Linked DNA regions of Homo sapiens: region 1 is linked to region 2. A link is a loop called in an ENCODE intact Hi-C map of the cell type or tissue named here. Cell type or tissue: PC-9. All regions are shown on one strand. Links, peaks and the distances in the headings refer to the core of each region. The heading gives the core; the rest is flanking DNA.

Region 1 (6,802 bases), core at 1,051-6,050, 120 kb after region 2:
TCCTAAGGAAGCAGGTCTGGAGGTTGGAAGGGAGACTGGGAGTTAGGAAACATCCCTTCGACAGTACCTTTGGGAAATTAATGCTTTTCTCTACAAACCTTTACTAAAAAAGTTTGAAGGGTGACCCATGTGCACATATTACTGTGTTTAAAATGTTAAAAGATGGCATGGTAGAGGCTTAGTCACCCTACTCCTGGTATGGCTAAGAGCAGAGGATATTAACAACATTCAACAAAATTTATGGTACTACTAATATATAATGCAATAGAAAACAAATATATTCCAATTTATTTTCTAAATAAGCTAAATTCTGCATTATAAACTCTATATAAATTATATATAATATATGATTTTATACAGTTCAACCAAAACTAAAACTATTGAGATAGAAGTAATTTGATAAAGGTTTATTTGAACCCAAATGCGAGTATCAACCCAGGAAGACACCAACAAAATTGGGAGTTCCAGAGTCTGCTACAAATTGGAAGACTTTTAGAGGAAAGTTTAGAAGGGAAGAGGACTCATGATACTGGAGCTGTCCTTTTCATTGGAGGGTACTATATTGAAGTTACAATCATCAGCTACATCTTGTAACATGTATTAATAGATGAAAATAGATAAGCTAAAATGTTTACCTGCAAATTAATCAGGAAAGCTTCATGATTCATAAACAAATCAGTGTCCTTTTCAATGTCAGCAGGTCATGCATTAATCAGTATGTCAACAATATGGGGAACTCACAATAAGATTCTTTATTCAGAGATGGGATGTTTCCATGAATCACAAGACATCTCCAAAGTGGGTTAATTTGAAAGCCTGTCAAATGTGACCTGTAGGTTATCACACACACACACACACACACACACACCACACAACACACACACACACACAGACACACTTGCTTGCCAATTGGAAGTATTTCCATGTTTTAACATTCCAGTAGCCCATTTTATGAGAACTGCATGATCTGGTCTTCATTTAGTTTTTTGGCCTGTTTTCTTGCTAACTCTCTCCTACCCTCTGCTTTCCAGCTTCATTAAATGGCTTCTGTTTCCCTCAATGTGCCATGCTGTTTCATACCTCCCTGCTTTTCTCACACCACTTCCTTTGCCCAGGATAGATTCAGCCTGTGTTTTCTGCCTGGGAAATGTCTCATCGTTGCTCAAAAGCTACCTCATGCCATTTTCTCAATGAATACTTTCCTGGCTCTCCAACACTGGGATCCTGGTTTATTCTTACTTCTTTCACATTGATAAGCGAGTTTGTAACTCCTGGAATCATATTCATAAAGCTAGGATCCATTCATTCAAGCAGTTGGACACCGGTAGTATCGTTAGGGTCTCCTGGCTTGTGCCGTGGCAGGGGTGACCATATCAAACGCAGAAAAATTTCTTGCTCCTGGTGTACTTTGAGTGTAATAAATCCCCAGTGAAATATTTGGACAGGAACCTGCACTGCTTTCTAACAAAATGCAGCTGAATATCTATCTGATACTAAGTCAATAGCAGCCAACACAACTTTCCTCTCTCTCTCTCTATTGAAAGGATGAACAAACACTGTAGCTAAAGAAAATATCTAAAAGAGCAGGTAAAACATGAGATGTGTGATACCACTCTGGAAACCCAGAGAGCTTCCTTTTTGCAGGAGAAAGCAAAAGGAAATATTATGGAATAGTACTAGTTTTCTGAACAAGATTCAAGCACCTTTGAAACTAGAATCAAGATTTGTAAAGAAAGCAACTTAAAACCAAAAAGTAAGTCCTACAAGATTTGTGAAATGATGATAATGCCTCTGGTAGCTAATAATTTACTAATTATACTACCAACATTTCTCCATGATGATTTTTATAACACTTCTCTCCCAAGACTTCTTTCTATTAAACAACAAAATAAATACATTCAACAGCTCTATAATTACAAACAACACTAAATATTTGTTTGGAATTGCACATTAACAACCCCAGATTTGTATTCATAATAAAATGGAGAGCATGCCAGAGGGGATCCTATATGGAGTTGTGTTTCCCACATGCTAATTACCTGTGGTTGATGATAACTACCAAACAAGTTAGGCTTCCTTAGATCCACTCACAATAGGACTGCCCCCAGTCCCTGCCCCTTGTCTTTCACATGGTGCAGATGGAATGCTCAGGGCAAGGTCTGGAAGCACAGTGATGGAAAGAAGCTGAGGCTGGAGAGGCTATTGTGGAAAAGCACTCAAACTTTTATATATTCTTAAGTCACAAATATAAGAGAAAAAAGAGTGAATACATTTGTTTCATTATATCTTCAAGGCAATATCACTTATTATTGTATAATTTTCAGTACATTCTTCAGAATAATTTTACGTTTTTCAGGATAAGAAGTTTCACTGTTTCCCTGAAAATTTTTGCTTGTTATCTTCAGACCAAATACACCCTGTTCAGTTTTCTTTTTATGCTCCTAATTAAGAGTAAAGAATCCCTGTAAGAGTCTATCTAATTATTTTTATTATCTCTGGCCTGGGTATGAATAGGTGAAGCACCTTGCTATCTTCCCTTTCCAAGAATCTATTCTCGGCATTTGTATTTCTATAATACATGGCCCAAAGGAACAGCAGCTCATTTCCACTCTTGTTGGGGTTAATTTTGTGAAATTCATTTTTCTGAAATGATCCTCTGAAAAAGGAGGAGTTTATGGATATCTAATGTTGAAATGGAAAAATTCAAAATGCGTATTGAAAAGCATTTTAATGACCACTTCTTCTGAGACACATTACCAGCATGGGAAGGAATAGTTACTTTCTGCCTCAGAGATCTCTTTCTCAGATGTTTCCTTTTCAGACATCTCAGATGTCTCCACATCTTAAGTGTCACATATAGGCAGAGTAGGTGTAATATCATATGGGATGATTTCAGGAACCTGAGAAAACCTCATACTTGCTTAGATCTTGCCTCATCAGTTGTTATTATCTCTTTAGTTCTACAATAAGCAAAATACTTTAAATTGTAACTAATCTGACAGAAGTGGACAAGTTAATATGCAAAAGTAGAAAGGATTTCCCGCAAGATGGCCAAATAAGAACAGCTCTGGTCTGCAGCTCCCAGCGAGACTGACACAGAAGACAGGTGATTTCTGCATTTCCAAATGAGGTACCTGATTCATCTCATTGGGACTGGTTGGACAGTTGGTGCACCCCACAGAGGGTGAGCCAAAGGAGGGCGGGGCATTGCCTCACCCAGGAAGGGCAAGGGGTCGGGGGATTTCCCTTTCTTAGCCAAGGGAAGCCTTGAGAGACTTTACCAAGTGGAACAGTACGCTCCTGCCCAAATACTGTGCTTTTCCCATGGTCTTCACAACTGGCAGAACAGGAGATTCTCTCTGGTGCCTGGCTCGGTGGGTCCCGCACCCACAGAGCCCAGCAAGCTAAGATCCATTGGCTTGAAATTCCTGCTGCTAGTGCAGCAGTCTGAGATCAACCTGGGGTGCTGGAACTTGTCAGGGGGAGGGGCGTCCACCATTGCTGAGGCTTGAGTAGGCAGTTTTACGCTCACAGTGTAAACAAAGCTGCTGGGAAGAACGAATTGGGTGGAGCCCACCACAGCTCAGCAAGGCTGACTGCCTCTCTGGATTCCACCTCTATGGGCAGGGCATATCTGAACAAAAGGCAGCAGCCCCAGTCAGGGACTTGTAGGTAAAACCCTCATCTCCCTGGGATAGGGCACCTGGGGTAAGGGCAGCTGTGGGCACAGCTTCTGCAGACTTAAACGTCCTTGCCTGACAGCTCTGAAGAGAGCAATGGTTCACCCAGCATGAAGTTCGAGCTCTGATAACAGACAGACTTCCTCCTCAAGTGGGTCCCTGACCCCCATGTAGCCTGACTGGGAGACACCTCCCAGTAGGGGCCAACAGACACCTCATGCAGGAGAGCTCTGGCTGGCATCTGGCAGGTGCCCCTCTGGGACAAAGGTTCCAGAGGAAGGATCAGGCACAATATTTGCTGTTCTGCAGCCTCTGCTGGTGATACCCAGGCAAACAGGGTCTGGAGTGGACCTCCAGCAAACTCCAACAGACCTGCAGCTGAGGATCCTGATTGTTAGAAGGAAAACTAACAAACAGAAAGGAATAGCATCAACATCAACAAAAAAGACATCCACACCAAAACCTCATCGTTAGGTCACCAACAACAAAGACCAAAGGTAGATAAACCACAAAGGTGGGGAGAAACCAGCACAGAAAGGATGAAAATGCCAAAAACCAGAAAGCCTCTTCTCCTCCAAAGGATCACAACTCCTTGCCAGCAAGGGAACAAAACTGGATGGAGAATGAGTTTGACAAGTTGACAGAAGTAGGCTTCAGAAGGTGGGTTATAACAAACTTCTCTGAGCTGAAGGAGCATGTTCTAACCCCTTGCAAGGAAGCTAAAAACATTAAAAAAAAAAAGGTTAGACGAATGGCTAACTAGAATAGTCAGTGTAAAGAAGAAAGTAAATGACCTGATGGAGCTGAAAAACACAGCATGAGAACTTTGTGAAGCATACACAAGCTTCAATAGCTGAATAGATCAAGCAGAACAAAGGATATCAGTGAATGAAGATCAAATTAATGAAATAAAGAGAGAAGACAAGATTAGAGAAAAAAGAGTGAAAAGAAACAAACAAAGCGTCCAAGAAATATGGGACAATGTGAAAAGACCAAATCTATGTTTGCTTGGTGTACCTGCAGATGACGGGGAGAATGGAACGAAGTTATAAAACACTCTTCAGGATATTATCCAGGAGAACTTCCCCAACCTAGCAAGGCAGGCCAACATTCAAATTCAGGAAATACAGAGAACACCACGAAGATATTCTTCGAGAAGAGCAACCCCAAGACACGTAATTGCCAGATTCACCAAGGTTGAAATGAAGGAAAAAATGTTAAGGGCAGCCAGAGAGAAGGGTCAGGTTACCCACAAAGGGAAGCCCATCAGACTAACAGCGGATCTCTCAGAAGAAACCCTACAAGCCAGAAGAGAGTGGGGGCCAATATTCAACATTCTTAAAGAAAAGAATTTTCAACCCAGAATTTCATATCCAGCCAAACTAAGAGCTTCATAAGTGAAGGAGAAATAAAATCCTTTACAGTCAAGCAAATGCTGAGAGATTTTGTCACCACCAGGCCTGCCTTATAAGAGATCCTGAAGGAAGCACTAAACATTGAAAGGAACAACTGGTACAAGCCACTTTAAAAATTGTAAAGACCATCACCACTATGAAGAAACTGCATCAACTAACAGGCAAAATAACCAGCTAGCATCATAATGACAGGATCAAATTCACACATAACAATATTAACCTTAAATGTAATGGGCTAAATGCCGCCAATTAAAAGACACAGACTGGCAAATTGAGTAAAGAGTCAAGACCCATCTGTGTGCTGTATTCAGGAGACCCACCTCATATGCAAAGACACACATAGGCACAAAATAAAGGGATGGGGCCAGGTGCGATGGCTCACACCTGTAATCCCAGCACTTTTGGAGGCTGAGGTGGGCAGATCACTTGAGGTCAGGAGTTCGAGACCAGCCTGACCAACATGGAGAAACCCCATCTCTACTAAAAATACCAAATTAGCTGGGCATTGTGGCACATGCCTGTAATCCCAGCTACTTAGGAGGCTAAGACAGAAGAATCATTTGAACCCAGGAGGCAGAGGTTGCAGTGAGCCAAGATTGTGCCATCGCACTCCAGCCTGGGCAACATGAGTGAAACTCCATCTCAAAAAATAAATAAATAAATAAAAAACAAAGGGATGGAGGAAGATCTACCAAGCAAATGGAAAGCAAAAAAAAAAAAAAAAATCAGGGCTTGCAGTACTAGTCTCTGATAAAACAGACTTAAAACCAACAAAGATCAAAAGAGACAAAGAAGGCCATTATATAATGGTAAAGGGATCAATTCGACAAGAAGAGCTAACTATCCTAAATATATATGCACCCAATACAGGAGCACCCAGATTCATAAAGCAAGTTCTTAGAGACCTACAAAGAGACTTGTACTCCCACACAATAATAGTGGGAGACTTTAACACCCCACTGTCTTTATTAGACAGATCAATGAGACAGATAATTAACAAGGATATCCAGGACTTGAACTCAGCTCTGGACGAAGTGGACCTAACGGACATCTACAGAACTCTCCACCACAACAACAGAATATACACTCTTCTCAGCATCACATTGCACTTATTCTAAAATTGACCACATAATTGGAAGTAAAACACTCCTCAGGAAATGTAAAAGAACAGAAATCACAACAAACTGTCTCTCAGACCACAGTGCAATCAAATTAGAACTCAGGATTAAGAAACCCACTCAAAACCGCACACCTACATGGAAACTGAACAACCTGCTCCTGAATGACTACTGGGTAAATAACAAAATGAAGGCAGAAATAAAGATGTTCTTTGAAACCAACGAGAACAAAGACACAATGTACCTGAATCTCTGGGCCACATTTAAAGCAGTGTGTAGAGGGAAATTTATAGCACTAAATGCTCACAAGAGAAAGCAGGAAAGATCTAAAATCGATACCCTAACATCACAATTAAAAGAACTAAAGAAGCAAGAGCAAACAAATTCGAAAGCTAGCAGAAGACAAGAAATAACTAAGATCGGAACAGAACTGAAGGAGATAGAGACACAAAAACCCCTTCAAAAAAATCAATGAATCCAGAGCTGGCTTTTTTGAAAAGATCAACAAAATAGACCACTAGCAAGACTAATAAAGAAGAAAAGAGAGAAGAATCAAATAGATGCAATAAAAAATGATAAAGAGGGTATC
Region 2 (6,802 bases), core at 1,114-6,113:
TCTCTCTTCTGGTTCTAGCCACCCAGCATGTCTACCTGTCTCCGAGCTGGTACTGGGGTTTGTCTGCACAGAGTCCTCTATTGTGAACTGTCTATAGGTCTCTCAGCCATGGATACCAGTGCTGGTTCTGGTGGAGGTGGCAGAGGATGCCATGGCATGAGAGTCCTTAGCTTTGGTGGTTTACTGCTCTGTTTTTTTAAAAAAACGTATTACTTTAAGTTCTGGTATACATGTGCTAAACATGGAGGTTTATAATATAGGTATACATATACCAAAGTGGTTTGCTGCACCTATCAACCCATCATCTAGGTTTTAAGTCCTGCATGCATTAAGTATTTGTTCTAATGCTCTCCCTCCCCTTTCACCCAACCACCCGACAGGCCCCAGTGTGTGATGTTCCCCTCCCTGTGTCCATGTGTTCTCATTGTTCAACTCCCACTTATGAGTGAGAACATGCAGTGTTTGGTTTTCTGTTCCAGTCTTAGTTTGCTGAGAATGATGGTTTCCAGCTTCATGTATGCCCCTGTAAAGGACATTAACTAATCCTTTTTTATGGCTGCGTAGTATTCCATGGTGTATATGTGCCACATTTTCCTTATCTAGTCTACATTGATGGGCATTTGGGTTAGTTCCAAGTCTTTGCTGTTGTGAATAGTGCTGCAATAAACATATGTGTGCATGTGTCTTTATAGTAGAATGACTTATAATCCTTTGGGTATATACCTAGTAATCAGATTCTTGGGTCTAATGGTATTTCTGGTTCTAGATACTTGAGGAATTGCCACACTGTCTTCCACAATGGTTGAACTAATTTACACTCTCACCAACAATGTAAAAGCATTCCTATTTCTCCCCATCCTCGAGGCATCTGTTGTTTCCTGACTTTTTAATAATCACCATTCTAACGGGTGTGAGATGGTATCTCATTGTGGTTTTGACTTGCATTTCTCTAATGACCAGTGATGATGAGCTTTTTTTCATATGTTTGTTGACCACATTAATGTTCTCTTTTGAGAAATGTCTGTTCAAATCCTTTGCCCACTTTTTGATAGAGTTGTTTTTTTTTCATGTAAATTTGTTTAAGTTCCTTGTAGACTCTGGATATTAGGCCTTTGTCAGATGGATAGATTGCAAAAATTTTCTCCCATTCTGTAGGTTGCCTGTTCACTCTGAGGATAGTTTATTTTGCTGAGAAGAAGCTCTATAGTTTAATTAAATCCCACTTGTCAATTTTGGCTTTTGTTGCAATTGCTTTTGGTTTTTTAGTTATGAAGCCTTTGTCTATGCCTATGTCCTGAATGGTATTGCCTGAGTTTTCTTCTAAGGTTTTTATGGTTCTAGGCTTTACATTTAAGTCTTTAATCCATCTTGAGTTAATTTTTGTATAAGGTTTAAGGAAGGGATCCTGTTTCTGTTTTCTGTATATGGCTAGCCAGTTTTCCCAACACCATTTATTAAATAGGCAATCCTTTCCTCATTGCTTGTTTTTGTCAGATTTTTTGAAGATCAGATTATTGTAGATGTGTGGTGTTATTTCTGAGGCCTCTGTTCAGTTCCATTGGTCTATATGTCTGTTTTGTTACGAGTACCATGCTTTTTTGGTTACTGTAGCCTTGTAGTATAGTTTAAAGTCAGGTAGTGTGATGCCTCAAGATTGCTCTTTTTGCTTAGGAGTGTCTTGGCTGTACAGGCTCTTTTTTGGTTCCACATGAAATTTAAAGTAGTTTTTTCTAGTTCTGTGAAGAAAGTCAGTGGTAGCTTGATGGGAATAGCATTAAAACTATAAATTACTTTGGGCAGTATCGCCATTTTCACAATATTGATTCTTCCTATCTATGAGCATGGAATGTTTTTCTATTCGTTTGTGTTCTCTCTTATTTCCTCGAGCAGTGGTGTTTATAGTTCTCCTTGAAGTGGTGCTTCATGTCACCTATAAGTTGTGTTCCTAGGTATTTTATTTTCTTTGTAGCAATTGTGAATGGGATTTCACTCATGACTTGGCTCTCTGCTTGTCTATTACTGGTTTATAGAAATGTTTGTGATTTTTGCACATTGATTTCGTATCCTGAGACTTTGCAGAAGTTGATTATCAGCTTAAAGAGTTTTGGGGCTGAGATGATGGGATTTTCTAAATTATGATCATGTCATCTGCAAATAGAGATAATCTGAGTTTTCCTCTTCCTATTTGAACACACCTTGTACCTTCTCTTGCCTAGTTGCTCTGGCCAGAACATACAATATTATGTTGAATAGGAGTGGTGAGAGAAGGCAGAAATAATGAAGTTTTTTGAAACCAGTGAAAACAAAGAGATAACATACCAGAATCTCTGGGATACAGCTAAAGCAGTGTTTAGAGGGAAATTTATAGCACTAAATGCCCACATCAGAAAGTGGCAAAGATCTAAAATCAACAACTTATCATCACAATTAAAAGAACTAGAGAAGCAAGAACAATTTCAAAAGCTAGCAGAAGACAAGAAGTAACTAAGATCAGAGTAGAACTGAAAGAGACACAAAAACCCCTTCAAAAAGTCAATGAATCCAGGAGCTGGTTTTTTTAAAAAGATTAACAAAATAGATAGACCACTAGCCTGACTAATAAAGAAGAAAAGAGGAAGAGTCAAATAGACACCATAAAAAATGATAAAGGGGATATTACCTCTGATCCCACAGAAATACAAACTAGCATTAGAGAATGCTAAAAACACCTCTATGCAAATAAATAGGAAATCTACAAGAAATGAATAAATTCCTGGACACATACACCCCCCACAAGACTAAACCACGAAGAAATCGAATCCCTGAATAGACAAATAAAAAGTTTTGAAACTGAGGCAGTAAATAATAGCCTACCAACCAAAAAAACCCCAGGACCAGACAGATTCACAGCTGAATTCTACCAGAGGTACAAAGAGGAGCTGGTACTATTCCTTCTCAAACTATTCCAAACAATAGAAAAAGAGGGACTCCTCACTAACTCATTTTATGAGTCTAGCATCATCCTGATTCCAAAACCTGGCAGAGACACAACAAAAAAAGAAAATTTTAGGCCAAGATCCCTGATGACCATCAAAGCAAAAATCCTCAATAAAATACTGGCAAACCTAATCCAGCAGCACATCAAAAAGCTTATCCAACATTATCAAGTCAGCTTCATCCCTGGGATGTAAGACTCGTTCAACATACGCAAATCAATAAACATAATCCATCACATAAACAGAACCAATGACAAAACCACATGACTATCTCAATAGATGCAGAAAAGGCCTTTGATAAAATGCAACACTCCTTCATGCTAAAAATCTCTCAATAAACTAGGTATTGATGGAACGTATCTCACAATAATAAGAGCTATTTATGAGAAACCCACAGCCAATATCATACTGAATGAGCAAAAGCTGGAAGCATTCCCTATTTGAATGCCTTATTTTTATGCTGGTTGACCTCCTGCCAGGAGGTGGCGCTTTCCAGAAAGTATCAGCTGTAGTGGTGTGGGGAGGGATTGTCAGTGGGTGGGGCTCTAGAACTCCCAAGATTAAATGCCCTTTGTTTTCTGCTACCAGGGTGGATAGGGAAGGACCATCAGGTGGGGGTGGGGCTGCGGTTTCTGAGCTCACACTCTCCTTGGGTGGAGAGTCTGTGGTTGCTGTGGGGAATGGGGGTGAGATTCCCAGGTCACTGGAGTTGTGTACCTAGCAGGATTATGTCTGCCTCTGCTGAGTCATGCAGGTTATCCGGGAAGTAGGGGAAAGCCTGCAGTCACAGGCCTCACCCAGCTCCCATGCAAACTGAGGGGCTGGTCTCACTCCCACCGTGCCTCCCGAACAGTTCCAATTCCGTTTCCAGGTGGAGGGTGAGAAGGGCTTGAAAACTTGCCGGAGGCTTTGCACTTCCCAGCTGCGAAAGAAAAGGGCTTTAGTTCTTCCCCCTGCCTGTGAAGTCTGCACACCAGATTTACGCCCTCCCCCAGCTTCTGGCCGGGAGGCTTCTTGCCCCATTCAAATTGTTACCAAGTTCGGCTAGAGAATTCCTTCTCCCTGTGGAGTTTTATCCCCTGCTCCTCTGGCCACCCTCCTGAGGGATCCCTGTGATGCCAGGCAGTATTGGGCTGCTTGGGGACCCAGTGAGATCCTAGGGCCTCTCCACTGCCTCCTCCACCCCACCCTGTATTTTGCTTGGCTTTGATCTCTAACTTGACTGAGCTCCAGGTAAAGTCGGGAATTTCTCCTACAAGCAGACCTTCAAGTTCTGCAGTGGGGGTGTGTGTTTGTGCAGGAGTGTCTCCCTTTCCCACTTTTGCAATTGGGGCACTCACAGTATTTGAGATGTCTCCCAGGTCCTGGAGGAGCAGTCTGCTTCCTTCAGAGGGTTTATGGGTCCTCTTAAGATTGCTGTTTTGTTCTTGCAGGTGATCTGGATTATGCAAGAACAAAATGCATGCTGCTCTGTCTGGAGCTGCAGTCTAGCCCTGCCTCTCGTCCACCATGATCCCTCAAGCCTCCCAGCATGGAATTATACTTTATATCATACACAAAATTAATTCAAAATGAATCAAAGACCAAAATTTAGGAGCTATAATTATTAAGCTATTAGACAAAAAATAGGTATAAATCTCCATGAACTTGGGTTAGTCAATGTTTCCTTAGATATGACACCAAACGTGAAAGCAACACAATAAAAAAATTAGATAAATTGGGCACCATGAAAATTAACATTTTTGTGCACAAAAGATAACATCAAGAAAATCAAATGACTATCCACAAGATGAAAGAAATTTTTGGCAAATCCTATCTCTGACAAGGAATGCTTACAACTTAAGAAGAAAAAGACATAAAAGCCAAATTGTAAAAGGGCAAAGGGTCTTTATAGAAATTTCTCCAAAGAATGTATGCCAGTGTCCAATGAACACAGGAAAAGATGGTCAACACCATTAGTCATCAGAAAAATGTAAATAAAAACTACAAGATATTACTTCACACTACTATGTCTTCAGTCAAGAGACAGATAATAGGAGTTGGCAAGCATGTAGTGACGTTGGAACCATTATACACTACTAGTAAGAATGTAAAATGGTACTACTTTAAAAAACAATCTGACAGTTTCTCAAAAGGTTAAACATAGAATTACCATATGACTCAGTATTTCCATCTCTCGGTATCTATCCAAGAGAAATGAAAACCTATGTCCACACAAAAACTTGTACATGAATATTCATAGCAGCATTATGCAAAAAAAGTGAAAAAACTAAATGTCTATCAATTGATTAAAGAAATAGATAAATAAAATGTGGTAAGTCTATACCATGGGATGTTATTGGGCAATAAAAAGAATAACAAAGGGACTTCCAGTTTCTGTTTCCATTTGAAAGGAACTGAAAGTTGTCACTCTGTTTTAACAAGTAAAAAGTTGGAAAAAAAAAAAACTGAAAAATCAACTCTGCTTAGATCCATAAGAGAAGTGAGGTGGCAGGGCAAACCACTGCGCCCAAAATTCAGGCAGGATTACTAATGGGTCAGCACCTTCAGGAATGAACGTGTGGATCACCCTGTCATGCATAGAATCACACCAACTGAGGTCCTTGCAGAGAGCAAAGGGAATATGGAATAGGTAGCAGAAAAGGGTAGTTAGAAATACCAACTGTGACTATATGACCATGTACAGAAATAAGTACTCTCGTATTTATCAGCATTTCTTTCTTATTTTGTTATGAATATGTTTGTGTATATTAACTATTTTTCTTTTCTTACTTATCATCTAATGTAATACATAGTAATAATGATTTACTTTATATCACAGCATTTAAGTTAAAGGATATCAAAGGAGAAGAAGGAATATCATGTACTTTGCATCCCCTTTGGGAAGGGATTAACATGTTTTAGGTTGTATTCGAGATAGTTGTGTTATGTGAAAGTATGACTTTATTATTGTCTTATTTGGATATTAAGATTTAAGGAAATGTGTAGGGTGCCAAGTTGACAATGGGGGGACAGTGATACTCACCTTTATGTGCCAACTTGATTGGACTGTTGACTTTATCTGTCAACGGTCCTCAGTTATTTTATCAAACATTAATGTAGGTGCTTCTGTGAAGATATTTTGGAGATGTGATTAAAGTCTTATCTATAAGGAGGGCAATTTTTTCTAGATAATCTGGTTGGACCTGATTTAATTGGTTGAAAGATCTTAAAAACAAAGGTAAGGGTTTCTAGAAGTAAAAATTCCACCTGTGGACAGCAGCTTCAGCCTACCCTTGAGAGTTCTAGCCTGCCCTGTGGATTTTAGACTTTGAGCTAGCCAGCTTACACAATCATGTTAACTAATTCCTTGCAATGAATAATATATATTCCCCACTGTTTTTATTTGCCTGGTTGGACACTGACTACTACACACATTGGTAACAAAAGCAGTTGAAAAGGACAGATTTTGGTATGCTAAATAATGACTCCACCTTCCCCCAAGATGTCCATATCCTTATCTTTGTATTGATAGTGAGGAAACTTATATGTATGTGTGTACTCACATACACATACATGTACATATGTATATGTCACATCTCCAAAATATCTTCATAGTAGCACCTACATTAATGATTGATCAAATAATTGAGGACTGTAACCCAGTCAAGTTGACACATAAAGAAAGACTATCACTGTACATGTATCACATGTACATACATATATGTGTGTGTATATATGTATATATGTATGTATATGTGTGTGTATATATACATATGCAATTTACATATGTGTATATATAGATGTGTATGTGTGTGTATATATATATGCAAGTAAATTCATATATA

What was found. A loop is a pair of places that touch in the nucleus more often than their neighbours do. Peaks named below come from ENCODE experiments on the same cell type or tissue, not always from the same donor. Only the 100,000 strongest peaks of a DNase experiment are listed, where the experiment ranks them.
Region 1: it touches region 2 in a loop (7-fold over the local background); 2 of 110 quality-filtered maps call a loop at or near these places.

Annotation. Positions count from the first base shown.
Region 1 is chr12:38,504,843-38,511,644 of GRCh38, forward strand. No RefSeq gene overlaps it. Among named protein-coding and RNA genes, the nearest start is that of ALG10B, 190 kb to the left of the region's middle. RefSeq lists an enhancer at 3,375-3,874. In PC-9, for the core only: no CTCF peak of the experiment used is centred there; a DNase peak (open chromatin) is centred at 3,569.
Region 2 is chr12:38,381,415-38,388,216 of GRCh38, forward strand. No RefSeq gene overlaps it. Among named protein-coding and RNA genes, the nearest start is that of ALG10B, 68 kb to the left of the region's middle. RefSeq lists enhancers at 3,296-4,495, 3,341-3,888. In PC-9, for the core only: a CTCF peak has its summit at 3,452 (motif pointing right); DNase peaks (open chromatin) are centred at 3,687 and 4,937; H3K4me3 peaks cover 1,799 bases; H3K27ac peaks cover 2,850 bases.